Linked DNA regions of Homo sapiens: region 1 is linked to region 2. Evidence: chromatin contacts called from ENCODE Hi-C data. All regions are on one chromosome and are shown on one strand. The core of a region is the stretch at or near the end of the contact, and the rest is flanking DNA. Distances in the headings are between cores, read along the strand shown. Region 1 overlaps SNX30 (sorting nexin family member 30). Region 2 holds the start of DNAJC25-GNG10 (DNAJC25-GNG10 readthrough).

Region 1 (6,036 bases), core at 2,991-5,490, 1.2 Mb before region 2:
CACTGGTGTGCACTTCCCTTCACAGGATGCCTAGCATCTTACTGGAAAAAAAAACCACATATCCAGACTAGCGCTTCTAGGAAGGAGTCTGAGTTGACCCAGTGACACACACTCTGTCAGTGTGGCAAGAGCCTCCTAACTAAAGCTGTTAAGACAATGCCCTGGAACAATGCCAGCACAGCGTGGGGGCTCCTGGGGGCACTGCTGGGGTTGCAAGACCCCTGGGACTACGAGGGGTGGGGAGGAGATGCATCAACCCCACTCAGCTACAACAGTGCAAAAGCATCTCCTCTCCCCATGCCCAAAACAGACGAGGGGGCCTGCAGATCCAGCCATATCCCTCTCTCCAGTTGGCCTGGGCCTGCCCTGGCCCACAGGAGAGGCAGGGTCTCTGTCTCTCAGTGTTATCCAGCGTGGCCAGAATGCTGCCCTCTGGCGCAGGCTGACTGGAGGATCCGCCCTAACAGCCCTGCATCACTGGACAGCACAAAAGGCTCCCAGCAACCCTGCAGAGTGAACGCGCATCTTCCCTATTCTACAGATGAGGAGACTAAGGGACGGTGGCGGGCCCTGTTCAAGGCCACACCTGGCTCATGGCACAGCAGTGGCTCATTCAGGCTGTTCCTGCTGCCTTCCAGCATGTGGCTTTGCAGCTGGCCCAAAATCCAACCACGCTGAAGGTTGGGCAACGTGTTCTGAATCAAGACAAACTGCTGACTACCACCACCCTCATTGGGACACCTTTGCATGCTGTTGGTGATGTTCTGAGAGGATGGGCCCCCAGCCCAGTCTCTATTGATAAAATTGGTCAAACCAGCCTATGGCTGTCAGATGAGGCCCGAGCCGGCAGTGGGGTAAAGAGGCCAAGAGACCAAGCCGGCGTCTGCAGAGAGGCCCCTCCATCATTGAGTGACAAGCAGAAGAGAGTCATCATCTGAACTTCTCACAGAACTTTATAGGGATCTGCATCCCATTGATATGACACATCAAAAAGGCGAAGGGCACAGTGAGACTTTTCTCCTCATGCCTCGCGCCACCTGCCCTCCTCTACACACCCATTCCCCACCCTGCTTCTGCCCTGCCTTCATACATCTTCATTCATCTAGCCAGGGACGGGGATACAGCAGAGAACAAATCACAAAACCATGTGGAGCTTACATTCTAGAGGAGAGGCAGACAAGAAGCAAGTAAAATATATAGTAGGTAACTCTAGGCATTAGGAGGAAAAATAAAACAGGAATGGAAGGAAAGTACCAAGGGTTTGGGGAAGGCAAAATCATACATAGGGTGCCCAAGGAGGGCCTCACACTCACAAGATGACTTTTAATTACAGACATGGAATAAATTCCTCTCGGACACTTATTTTTTAAAACATTAGAACATTTTGTTGTGATTTCAAGTGGTCCTAATAACCTGGAACTTTACTATCTCTCTTTTCCAATGAAGAGAAGACAGATGATTCTTTAACAAATAAATTACAAGGAAAAATAAATGGACAAAGAAGGATTTTTTAATATTTAAGAAACATACCAATCAATGTACAGATCCTGTTTGGATCTCAATTTGGAAAAAGAAACAGAAACTGTGTCTGAGACAAACTGGGGAAATTTGAACACTAACTGGATATTTAAACATAATTAGGTAGTCCTTTTTAAAAAAAAAAAAAAAAGAATGCTTGTATTTTAGAGATATGTACTAAACGTTTCTGTATGAAATAATATGATTCCAGGATTTGTGTAAAATTAAACCACAGGGTGGGAGTTGGGAGCAGCGTGACAGAGAGACAGAACCAGATGAGTCATGAGTGGGCAACTGCTGATGCTGGCTGGGATATGCGCGGGACGGCTGGGATACGCACGGGACGGCTGGGATACATGTGGGTTTATTGTTATCATTCTATTTTGTGATATGTTTGAATTTTTCTATAATAAAAAGGCTAAACAATAGAAACACAATATCTGTCATCCAAATATAACAAATTAATAACAGTCATTAAGAGGTCTATAGTTATGTCATCCACGAAATACTAATCAAACAGCCTTTATCTACAATGACAAAATGTTTGGAAGAGTTGGATGACAGATGCATCCTGTGGTTTGGCTTTCAACATCTGCACTGGATTTGTCCCAAAAAAGACCACAGTGGCATCTACGGGAAAGCACAGCATCCCTTCCCCACCCTCAGACTCATGCACATGTCTGACCCTGGCAAGGCTGTGGGCTCACAAACTATGGGAGGGGAAAAGGCAGAAAAGGAGCCCCAGCGCCAAAGGTCAGCAGCTACCAAAAAGCCTCTTCAAGCCCACCAAGTTTTTCAGCTTCAAAGCTTTGTGGAAGAGGGGAGCTAGGATGCAGGGCTGGAAGAGGATACCAAAGCAGCAGGAGCAGCTCACCCCCCACAGAGAACTGCAGGATGGGATGGTTCATATTCCTGTAGGCCAGGGCTGACGACCCAAGACCCAAGTGGAATTCATGTAGAGTAATGGGTGTTCAGTAATAAAGAACAAATGAGAATAAAAATAAAATACGCACGTAGCCCTGTGGCTTAGGGTAGCCCTCTAGAAGGGCACTTTCCTGCAGGCAGGAAAATGAGTCTGATCTGGTACTGGTGATATCACTAGCTCTGGTTAAATGACTGAGTTCAGGTTACCCCTTTCAACATGCTCCTTTTACATATTCATTCTATGGAAACCAGGACCACCTGCGAGTTAGATGTCCTGGGGCAATGTTGGTAACACTGAAACCACACATTATCCCCTCATTTTAAAATATATTTTTACACAAAATTTGGAAAATTTAAAGGAGGGGGAGAAGTCATACATAATCTCATCACACAGACACAATCAGTGATACATTATTTCTTCCCTTCTGGTCTTTTTCCTTGAATGGCTTCTTTGATGCTTCCCATTTCTCTGTTTCTCTGCCTGCACACCTGTTATTCAGATGGTCTAATCCTCTAATTTTCATATTTTTTTCTCCAATTCTCTTTTGGTTTCTTTTCATATGTGACTTGCTTAACTTTTTCTTCTAACTCTTCTATTAATTTTTTTATTCCTATTATGGTTTTAATTTCCAAGAGCTCTTTGTTCTCTGAATTTTTAAAAATTACTGTTTTATGGCTGTGATATCTTCTCTTTTGGAAAATATTAACATTTTTTTCTGGAAATTTTCTTCCCCATCAGTGTTTCATTCAATAGGTTTTTCTTCTTTGTTTTACTTCTGATATTCATATTCAAATCTTCCCTTACATATCTGGTGACCCTTGTCTGTCCACTCATCCAAGAGGGAAACTCCATGGAAATGGATTGAAAGCTCTCTGCACAGAGGGCTTGTTGACATTCTCCATAGGAGACTCGGCTGGGTCCTTTCATTGAGGGACCACCCTGGTTCTCCATCGCCAGCCAATATCAGTATCTGTGGGTCACTTCTCTTGGCCCGTCCAGATTTTCTAGAAAAGGCTCTTTTCCTCCTTGCATGGAAGATCTAAGGCTGAGAGTCAAGCAGGAGAAGAGTCTCAACATCACTAATCTTTCACTGAACACCCTCAAGTGTGCCTAGAGTCTCTTGCTCCACAGAGGCCCCCTCCAGAGAATCGACCCCCAGTTCTGCCAAAGTGGAGAAGGAAGTGGCCCCTGTGTGAGCAGGGAGGAGAGGATCAGAAGCTAGAATTCTTAAACAGACTCTAGATTTATTCTTCTCTTCAGCTCTACCTCAGTCCCAGAGGGGCGTGGTGCTGCCAACTCTTGACCTTTTTGGAGGGTTCCGCGGTGTAAACCAGGTGGCTTCTCAGTTTTTTCCCCCACAGTCGGTTTCAAAATCAGCTTGAGTCATTTAAAGTACTTATTAACTCTCAATCCGTTCCCAAAATTGTACTGCTATTGCCTCCTTGCCTGTTGCTCTTGTCTGTGGGCTTGTGACTTTTTTCAAAATCGTTTTAGTGTCATTTTGGTGAAGTTTAAATGTGTATTCAGTCTGCCATTACTGGGAATCTCAGAGTTCTCATTTTAATATTTTTCTTATTTTTTTAAAGCCTTTGAAATCAGGCATATTTCACATCCTGCTTCTTCACATTATTTTAGCTGCAAGAAATTAGCCACTCTGTATAATCTCTTTTGTTCAGGAAAGGGGACATTTTTTCCCTGACAAATCAATCTTCCAGAAAACTCTTCATTTCAGTTTTGGAAAGGCACCGGAAATGGCCAACCTAAAGCACCAACTGTTCGCGTTCCCGGAGTTTGACTCATTGGCGCCACCTTGTGGCCCTGTGGGGAAGGGGCGGGCAGGCTGAAGAAACCGCCTGACAATTTAAATTGGCTTTTGAAAAGGACTAACCCGGAATGTTGTAGAAGTTATCTCCAACTGGAAGAAAAACTTTGTCTTTAAGCCAAAACTTATGCATCCACATTTCACACTTGTAATCTCGATCACCAACGATGTCTATATTATTAAATCCAACAGATATATTTTGCCCCCTTCTTAAAACATTTATCTTGGCTTCGTGGAGGCAATCCTCTTCTTCCCTCCTGCCACACCAACCCTTCCTTTGTGGGCTCCTTTGCTACTTGTTCTTTCGTCTTAAGGTGATAGATCAATAAATATTACCATGCCACAGGCGCAGGCCTTCACACTCTACGCACCTCAATCACATCTCCTCATACAATCTCCATCGGTCTCAGAGATTTAAACACCATTCATACACTAATGACTCCCAAATTTCTATTCCCACTCTAGACTAACTCAAAACCAACTGCCATGACATCTCCACTTTAATGATTAGGAGGCATTCTGAATTCCACATGCCCAAAATAGTGGACTCCCAACTGCTCCACCTGTTCCTCCCTGGACCCTCCCCGTCCCAATAAACAGTACTGCGATCCACCCAGCTGCTAAAGCCAAAAACCCCAATTCCTTTCTTATTTTGCATCACTACAGCAGCAAGTGCCATTGGCCCATCATCCAAAATATACCCCAAATCCACCCACGTCTCTACCACTGCAGTCCAGGCTCCACCACCTAGTTTTCTGCCCTTGGCTCCCTGTGACAGCCTTCTGAACGGCCTTCCCAATCACCACTCTCATCCTCTACAATCTAGTCTCCATACTGTAGCACTAGTTGTCTTCTTAAAGTGAAAATCACATCCTGTCATCCCCCTGCATAAAACCAAATGGCTTCTCTTCTAGTCCTTAGAATAAAGTCCAGACTCTTACCAGCCTTTAAGATGGTCTTTAAGACGCTACTGCATTTGGGAGGCCAACGTGGGTGGATCATGAGGTCAGGAGTTCGAGACCAGCCTCACCAACATGGTGAAACCCCGTCTTTACTAAAAATACAAAAATTAGCCGGGCGTGGTGGTGCGCACCTGTAATCCCAGCTACTCAGGAGGCTAAGGCAGGAGAATCGCTTGAAGCGGGAAGTGGAGGTTGCAGTGAGCTGAGATCACGCAGCCTGGGCAACAGAGTGAGACTCTGTCTAAAAAAAAAAAAAAAAAAAGCTACTGCAGGACCAGGCTCCTACCTCTCTTTGACCTCACCGCTTACCACTTACTCCTTTGCTCACCAGGTTCCACTCCCCAGCCTTTCTGATCTGCAAAGACTCTGAGCTCATTTCAGCTTTCGGACTTTGCACTGGCTGCTCCCCTCTGCCTAAAATGCTCCATCCTCCGACCCTTGCGCAGCTCACTCCCATATGTCTTCCAAGTCTCCAGCCACAGCCTTTTCCATGTGGCTTTCCCTTACAACCTACTCTTACTTCAGACCCTCACCCCACCCCAGTCATTCACCAAGACCCCTGAGATAAGCATGCGTATTGACATAGATAAACCTCTTAAAAATAAGATGTACAATGTGCAATCATTGTATATTTGTAAGTGTCGCAAATTTACCAAATTGTCCGATTCAATTACATGCTTGCTGACCACCTTCTATGGATAAGGCAGTGTGGGAAATAAGACAGTCCTGCCCAAACCTTCAGGAATAAAGCTTCTCCAACATTTGGCCTAGTCATGACAATGCTAATACTCAAAAGGCACTGCCAGAAA
Region 2 (6,771 bases), core at 2,578-5,077:
AAGTGGGACCAGATTATTCTACCTCATGAGATCCAATGTTGACACAGAGGGTAAGTGTCCACTTGTTTAACTTCCAAAGTCCATAAACTCCCTAAATCCCCAAAAGTCAAACACACTAAATACAACTGCATGGTCTTAGTTTATAAAGCAGTGTGTGAAATCATAATGGTTTGAAGTTTTGCTGAGATCTGGAACTGTAATTTATTTGGGAATCTGAACTAAGCATGACTTGGTGAAAGCATGAGGCCAGTGCCTTTGCCTTCCATTATTACCCACACTTCTTTTTTTTTGGTTTTCCTCCATTTCTCCATGCACAGGTAAAATCTTTTTGCTAAAATAGTGATGATCAAATGTCATATCTTCTTGTCTTACCAACTGTATTTAAGTCATGTTAGTGTACTTATTTTTTAACCACCACCACCTAAAAAAAAAAACAAAACCCCCTCAAAAGGGCATTTATTTGACCAAAACCACCTCAGAATCATAAATCCACTGATGTTTTACATAATTATAGTTTCCATTTTGGTGATGCATTTATTATCAACATTCAGATACAGGCTTCTGCATCCCGTTTTTATTCCAGAGCCACTGGAACTCAGCTTCTCCCACTATTCTATCTGACCTGCTCTTAGCAAACGCCACCTGGACCTTTTATCCTTCACAAACCCTTTTTACAGCCGGAGGATACAATCCAAACAAACAGCCATTACATCTCCATTGCCTCAACGGATAATGTGCAAGGCTGAAGCCCTCCAAATTGGATGACCTCAGTTCATTAAAACCTTGCATTACCCAGAAAACATATTCTTTGGCAACTTCCTCACAATTCTCCGTTATGACAGAAGTTAAAGCAGACCACCCTGTAATAATTGCTCCCACAGACAGCAAGTCAAAGTCCTTATCCTTATTCCAAGAGAGAGCATCTTCAATGAGGTAAATAGTTCTTGGAGGTGCTCCACTTGGAAGATGAATATATGTTCATCTCCATAAATTTAAAATGCAAGTTTTCAAAGAGTTCTGCTGGGTCTGATTTTCCAGGGTCCAAAATATCTCCAGACATCCCTTTTGTCTCACAGATAATTTCCACAGTAAGACAGTGGGCGTTCTGGGGGAGCTACAGAACACTCCCCTCATTCCCTCCTCCACCAGTACAACTCCACTTCCACTCCCCTGTTCCAAGATATTTGTAGCTATCACAAACCCGTCAGAGTCAAGAGTACAAGTGTTACCTACTCCAGACATACTGGTCTTTAACTGCCTAAACGTTCCTTGATCTTGAGTGGATCACTTATTTTATCTAGCTTTTCATTAGCTGACAATGAGTGGTAAACTTTAGGGGTAGAAACCTTTAGAGGCAACCATATAGATTCATCAGATCAGTTCCGGGATGGGGGCACTGATCAGTCTCTCCTGGTGGCCCTCCCAGCAGGAATCTCTACCATCACTATTTCTACCCTCTAATCATGGCACTTGTTTTCAAAGTTCTTACCAACATGCTCACCATTCTCATGCCAAAACTACTCATCTCCACTCCTACAAAGCCCAGCAGAAGGCAACAGCTGGCAGTGTTTCTGCTGCCCTCTCTTCTGGAAGTTCTCCATCTTCCAGAAGATGGGTTGACACAGAGGGTAAGCGTCCACTTGTTTAACTTCCAAAGTCCATAAACTCCCTAAATCCCCAAAAGTCAAACACACTAAATACTATTGCATGGTCTTAGTTTATAAAGCAGTGTGTGAAATCATAATGGGATAACTGATATACAATCCAAATATCACTATCTTTAACCTAATTATCTATATCATCCTAACAACTACTGCATTCCTGACACTCAACCTAAATTCAAGCACCACAACCTTATTACCATCTCGCGCCTGAAACAAATTAACATGATTAACATCCCTAATCCTATCAATTTTACTATCCCTAGTAAATCCCATTATGATTTCACACACTGGTCCAGGGCTCCCTCACGCACCAGCAGGGCTTCTGGCTGACTACAAGGAACAGAGGTTGGAGCTTCATATGCTGAAGTGCCTTGGATGGAGAGTTCTTTCCTATTTTTTCTGGAGTCTTTTTTCCATCACTTTTTACATAATCGGCAACAAAGCCCTTTGGGGCCTCAGCACTTTCCCAGTTCCCCAGCCATCCCTCAGTTAACTGCCAATAAAAATTACAATCTCACTAACGCTAGTGAGAATTTAATGAACTAGGTAAATTAAATTTTACCTAGTTCAATTCACCTAGTTTACCTAGTTCAGGGCCCGCCCCTCCACCACTCATTTTATGACTCCAAATTATCCAAACTGCTCTGGAAGGCATCAATAAAGTTGTTAGCTCCTTGACTATTTTCAGCTCTGGAAAAACAATCTGGAGGAACAATCCAAGGTAAAATTATATCCACTCAAAGTACAATCATTAAAAGCAGGCTACCTGGCAACATAGAAAATTTTGCCTCGGGAAAAAAAAAAAAAGGCTAGAAAAGAAATACTTTACAACTACAATCGCTGACGCATTAGTATGATGGGGCCCTTCAAGCAGTAATACCACCATCAAGTACGATTTATACTTCGTGATGTCCTAGATGGTTTGATTTTTTGCAGTAGTAGAAGAAAACAGCATCGGGCTAAATCTCTCATCCCCACAAGACTCAATAAAACCTGTCAAATGAAATACAAATACATATTCACAAAATATTTCCTACTAGAAATTCTCAGAGTTTTGTACCCAAGTCATTAAGCACCTATTTATGGATCCTATGGAAAGGGGGGCGGTTCGCACACTTATCATTTAATCCCCATAATAACTCTGAGAGGAGGTATCATGGCCTTAATTTTGCATATGAAGAAACAGCTATTTCAACATAATAAGTCACTATCCAAGGTCATACAGGGGTGTCACAGCAAAGACTCACATCCAGCCTTTTGACTGGTGTTCATTGTTCTTCTCAGTGTTTTCTTAGTTCCTTAAACCCAAACTAAGCGTCACCATTAACACTATTTCCAGAAACCAATTTTCTGTCATATCAAACTGATGCGATCACAGTTGTCACTTGATATTCGAGACTTTCCCTGTTGTGGGCTACCCCAGATCCTACTAATAATGATCACCCTGCTTTTCGAATGTGAAATGCACGTTATTAAAATATTTTCACGAAATCGTAAGATGGCCAAAGTTTTGCATAACAATGTCACAAAAAGGAAGAGGGCAAGGAGGCTAGCTGTGCCCCCCAAGGCCCCGTGGGGCCGACTCGGCTCTTTCACAGGGCCACGTGGGAAACGTGAGTATCTTAAAGGTCGCGGTGGTGGCTGTGCTCAGTTTCGGGGTCACAGAGGCCCACGCTCCGCGGACCGGGGTCGGAAGGCGCCGTGGGCTTCCCGCGGCCAGTCTTCGAAGCCCCTCCACGCCCGCAGGCCTCACCTTGAGTGTCTCGTAGGCGGTTGCCACCAGCAGGAAAGCCTCCTCGGCGCTCTGCGGCGTCCGCCCGGGGCCCTCGTCTCCGGGCTGGGGCCGGTAGCGGTCAGGGTGGTAGCGCCGGGCCAGCTGGCGGTAGGCCCGCGCGATCTCCGCCTTGCCCGCCGAGCGGCTCACGCCCAGCACCTCGTAGCAGTCCCGCGTGCCGCAGTAGAGCCCCTCCACCAGGGCCCCCGCGGGCCGCACCAGCAGCAGCGCCGGCAGCAGGGGCGCCAGCAGCATCCACCAGCGCCGGCCGGCAGCCCCGGCTCCCCAGCCGGGAGAGAGCAGCGGCGCCCCCATCCCCAGCCTCGCTGGCGGCTCTGCCACCCCAGCGATTCTGCAGCACTCAGCCGCGCGCCCGGCTAGTCCCGTCTGGCCCCAGCTACACGTCAGCAGCCGACGCCTCCGCGCAGGCGCACAGGGCGCGGCTACAGCAACTACTTCCTTCGCAACCCGTTGGTAGGGAGAAGGACGCCTCAGCCACTAGGCTGCTTCCGGTGTGTCACTGAACACCTTCCCCGTACCAGCAGCTGGAGGATTTGTTTGGTAGCACCTGGGGGATGGCTCTGTCCCGGGCGCACTTAGGCGGGCTGTGCGGAGCGCTTTACCTTCCACAGTGTCCGGCACACGCATCCTTTTCGACATCATCACTTGACCTGCTGCAATAGGTAACCTACCTGGCTCTCTCGCATCCCGTTATCAGCGTCAAGAAGATTTGCACGTAGGCCTTTAAAGCCAGCCACCAGCCCCGGGCGCCTTCCTCTCACTAACCCCATGCTGCCTTTCCAAACGGAAGATGAACTTAGCAATTCTAGGCGCTGCCTGTGTACTAGGTAGGGACCCTGAAAGTTCATAGCCATCTAGTTCAGTTTTTCTCAGCCTCCACGCTATTGACATTTTAGACCAGATAATTCTTTGCCTTTGAGGGGCTGCCCTTTGCATTGTAAGATGTTTAGCAGCATATCTGGCCTCTCCACACTAAATGCCAGTAGTGCCACCACCCCCAGTCATGACAATAAAAAATCTCTGTACGCGGGTCTGTGCGTCCACCTTGGGCTGCGCGTTCCCGGGACAACCTGCTGGAAGGATCAAGCGATCCTTCCAAAATGCTAGGATTACAGGCGTGAGCCACCGTGCCCGGCCTACATTTGAATTTCAGATAATAATTTTTTAGTATAAGTATGTCCAAAATATTGCATGGGACTATATGGCAACATGAAAAACTTTGCCTCAAAAAATCTGTTTCTATCATTCATCTGGTAAATGTTTATTGAGTCTCTACTCTGAGCCGGGCACTGTTACTTAGGCACTGGGGATACAGTGGTGAGCAAAGTAAACAAGAAGCTCAACTTCAGAGAGCATATATTCTGATGGAGGATGACAGTCAGTAACAAATAAATAAACGTTCAGATATAATCAACTCTTTTAATAAAGTGAAATCAAATACTGATACATAGCATTATATACTTATAATACATAATGAATATACATTATAATTTTGTATTTCTCATTGAATAAATATATATCTCTCATTACATATATCTCCCTCATTACATATATAATATATATAATCTCATTACACATATATGTCTCTGTCATTACATATATAACATATATGTGTCTATTTTTCACCTCAGCCCACTAAATATTGCATGGGACTATATAGCAACATATACAGTTATATATGTAATGAGAGAGATACATGTATATGTAATGAGATACAAAAGTTATATATATAATAACAATTTTGTGTATCATATATGCTTATTTACATTTGTATCTCATATATGTTTATATATGCTTATATATGGCTTATATATATGCTTATATATATATATAATGAGAAAGATAAAATGAATGGAAACACATGGGAGGGTCTCCTGAAATTATTAGGATCGGGATCAATTACAAGCATCAATTCCAGTAGGAGCTGACAGCTAAACTGACTTTGGAGGACGAATAGAGAATGGCTTGAAGGATGTGAATTAGAGAGGAGTTTGGGGACAAGGGAGTGTGAAATAAGTACCAAGAAGAGAAACGAGCCATGGGCAAGAAAAAAATAATAATAAAGCTTTTCAAAAAATGAAAGACAACCTATATGACTAGGAGTAGAGGTAAGGAGTGTAGGAGATGAAACTGGAGAAAGCCAAGTTGCAAAGGGTCATTTTATCCCATGTCAAAGAAGTTGTTCCTTATCTTAAGAGCAATGGAAAGGCCAATATGGGGTCTTTGAGCAAAAAGTGACACCTTCGGATTGACATTTCAGAACCATTACTCTGCCTGGGAAAATGAGTTGGGATGTATCAGGAAGACCATTAGGAGACAGTTATGAGTCCAAGTAGCCTGTAATCCCAGCACTTTGGGAGGCCGAAGTGGGTGGATCATCTGAGGTCAGGAGTTCAAGACCAGCCTAGCCAACATGGTGAAACCCCATCTCTACTAAAAACACAAAAATTAGCCAGGCATGGTGGCAGGCACCTGTAATCCCAGCTACTCAGGAGGCTGAGCCTGGGAGAATTGCTTGAACCCAGGAGGCAGAGGTTGCAGTGAGCCGAGATCACACCATTGCACTCCAGCCTGGGCGACAGAGCAAGACTCTGTCTCAAAGGAAAAAAAAAAAAAAAAGTCCAAGTAACAGATGCTACAGGTCTATTTCTAGGTAGTGGCTCTGGGAAAGGAAAAGAAATAGAAAAAAGTTAAAATATATTTATGCAGCAAAATGGACAGTATTTAGTCGTTGGCTCTGGAAGAGTGAAGGAGATGAGTGAGTCATGATAATGCCCAGGTTCCCAGTTTGGGCAACCAGGTACCACTCTGGAAACAGGGAACACAGAAGTAAAGTAGACTTATGGAGTAGAATGGGGCATTTGCTTGAAACATGTTGTGTTGTAGATGCCAACCATCTCCACATTGGATCATGTCGTTTCCAAATTTGAAACCTTTGAGGATTCTCATTGACCCTTGCCTCCCGTGAGGCCTTTCAGATATGCAGCTTACCCAGTCCATTTCCTCCATGCAAGCTCCTCTTATAGATGCTCACTGCTACTTGTTCAGGGCTCTTCTTCCCAAATTGAAGAAGTTCCCACGCTGCCTTCAGATAGAGGAAATTTCCCATATTGCAAATTTGGCGATGTAACTTTTACTCAACTTTCCCCTCAGATTAGATTAGAGTTCAAACCCCTGAGTGCTATGGTTTGAATGGATGTGCCTGCTGGGATTACAGGCATGAGCCACCGCGCCCGGCTTCTACAATAAATTTTAAAATTTACTGGGTGCACTGGCTTGCACCTGTAGTCCCAACTGCTTGGGAGGCCGAGG

What was found. A loop is a pair of places that touch in the nucleus more often than their neighbours do. Pooled maps may share reads with other maps.
Region 1: a pooled map shows a loop between it and region 2 (2.5-fold over the local background). The contact joins the enhancer-like site here to the promoter of DNAJC25-GNG10 in region 2. A Hi-C loop is called at or near these places in 2 of 50 pooled maps.

The regions. Positions count from the first base shown.
Region 1 is chr9:112,843,080-112,849,115 of GRCh38, reverse strand. The region is part of intron 6 of SNX30 (sorting nexin family member 30); the gene reads right to left. Among named protein-coding and RNA genes, the nearest start is that of SLC46A2, 45 kb to the left of the region's middle. RefSeq lists enhancers at 458-1,030, 1,816-2,316, 2,337-2,890 and a silencer at 4,222-4,331. Within about 2 kb of position 4,240, at least 3 of the 41 ENCODE cell types and tissues checked have a DNase peak (open chromatin) inside an H3K27ac peak, as active enhancers do.
Region 2 is chr9:111,628,390-111,635,160 of GRCh38, reverse strand. DNAJC25-GNG10 (DNAJC25-GNG10 readthrough) reads right to left here and starts at 3,827. Exons shown (of 3, transcript NM_004125.4): 1 at 3,418-3,827. The coding sequence starts at 3,753. DNAJC25 (DnaJ heat shock protein family (Hsp40) member C25) reads right to left here and starts at 3,827. Exons shown (of 4, transcript NM_001015882.3): 1 at 3,418-3,827. The coding sequence starts at 3,753. It overlaps LOC107987116 (a long non-coding RNA gene), which reads left to right and starts at 3,958. Exons shown (of 2, transcript XR_001746897.2): 1 at 3,958-4,121. RefSeq lists a cis regulatory region at 37-48, enhancers at 1-114, 3,094-3,143, 3,874-3,963 and a silencer at 3,494-3,783.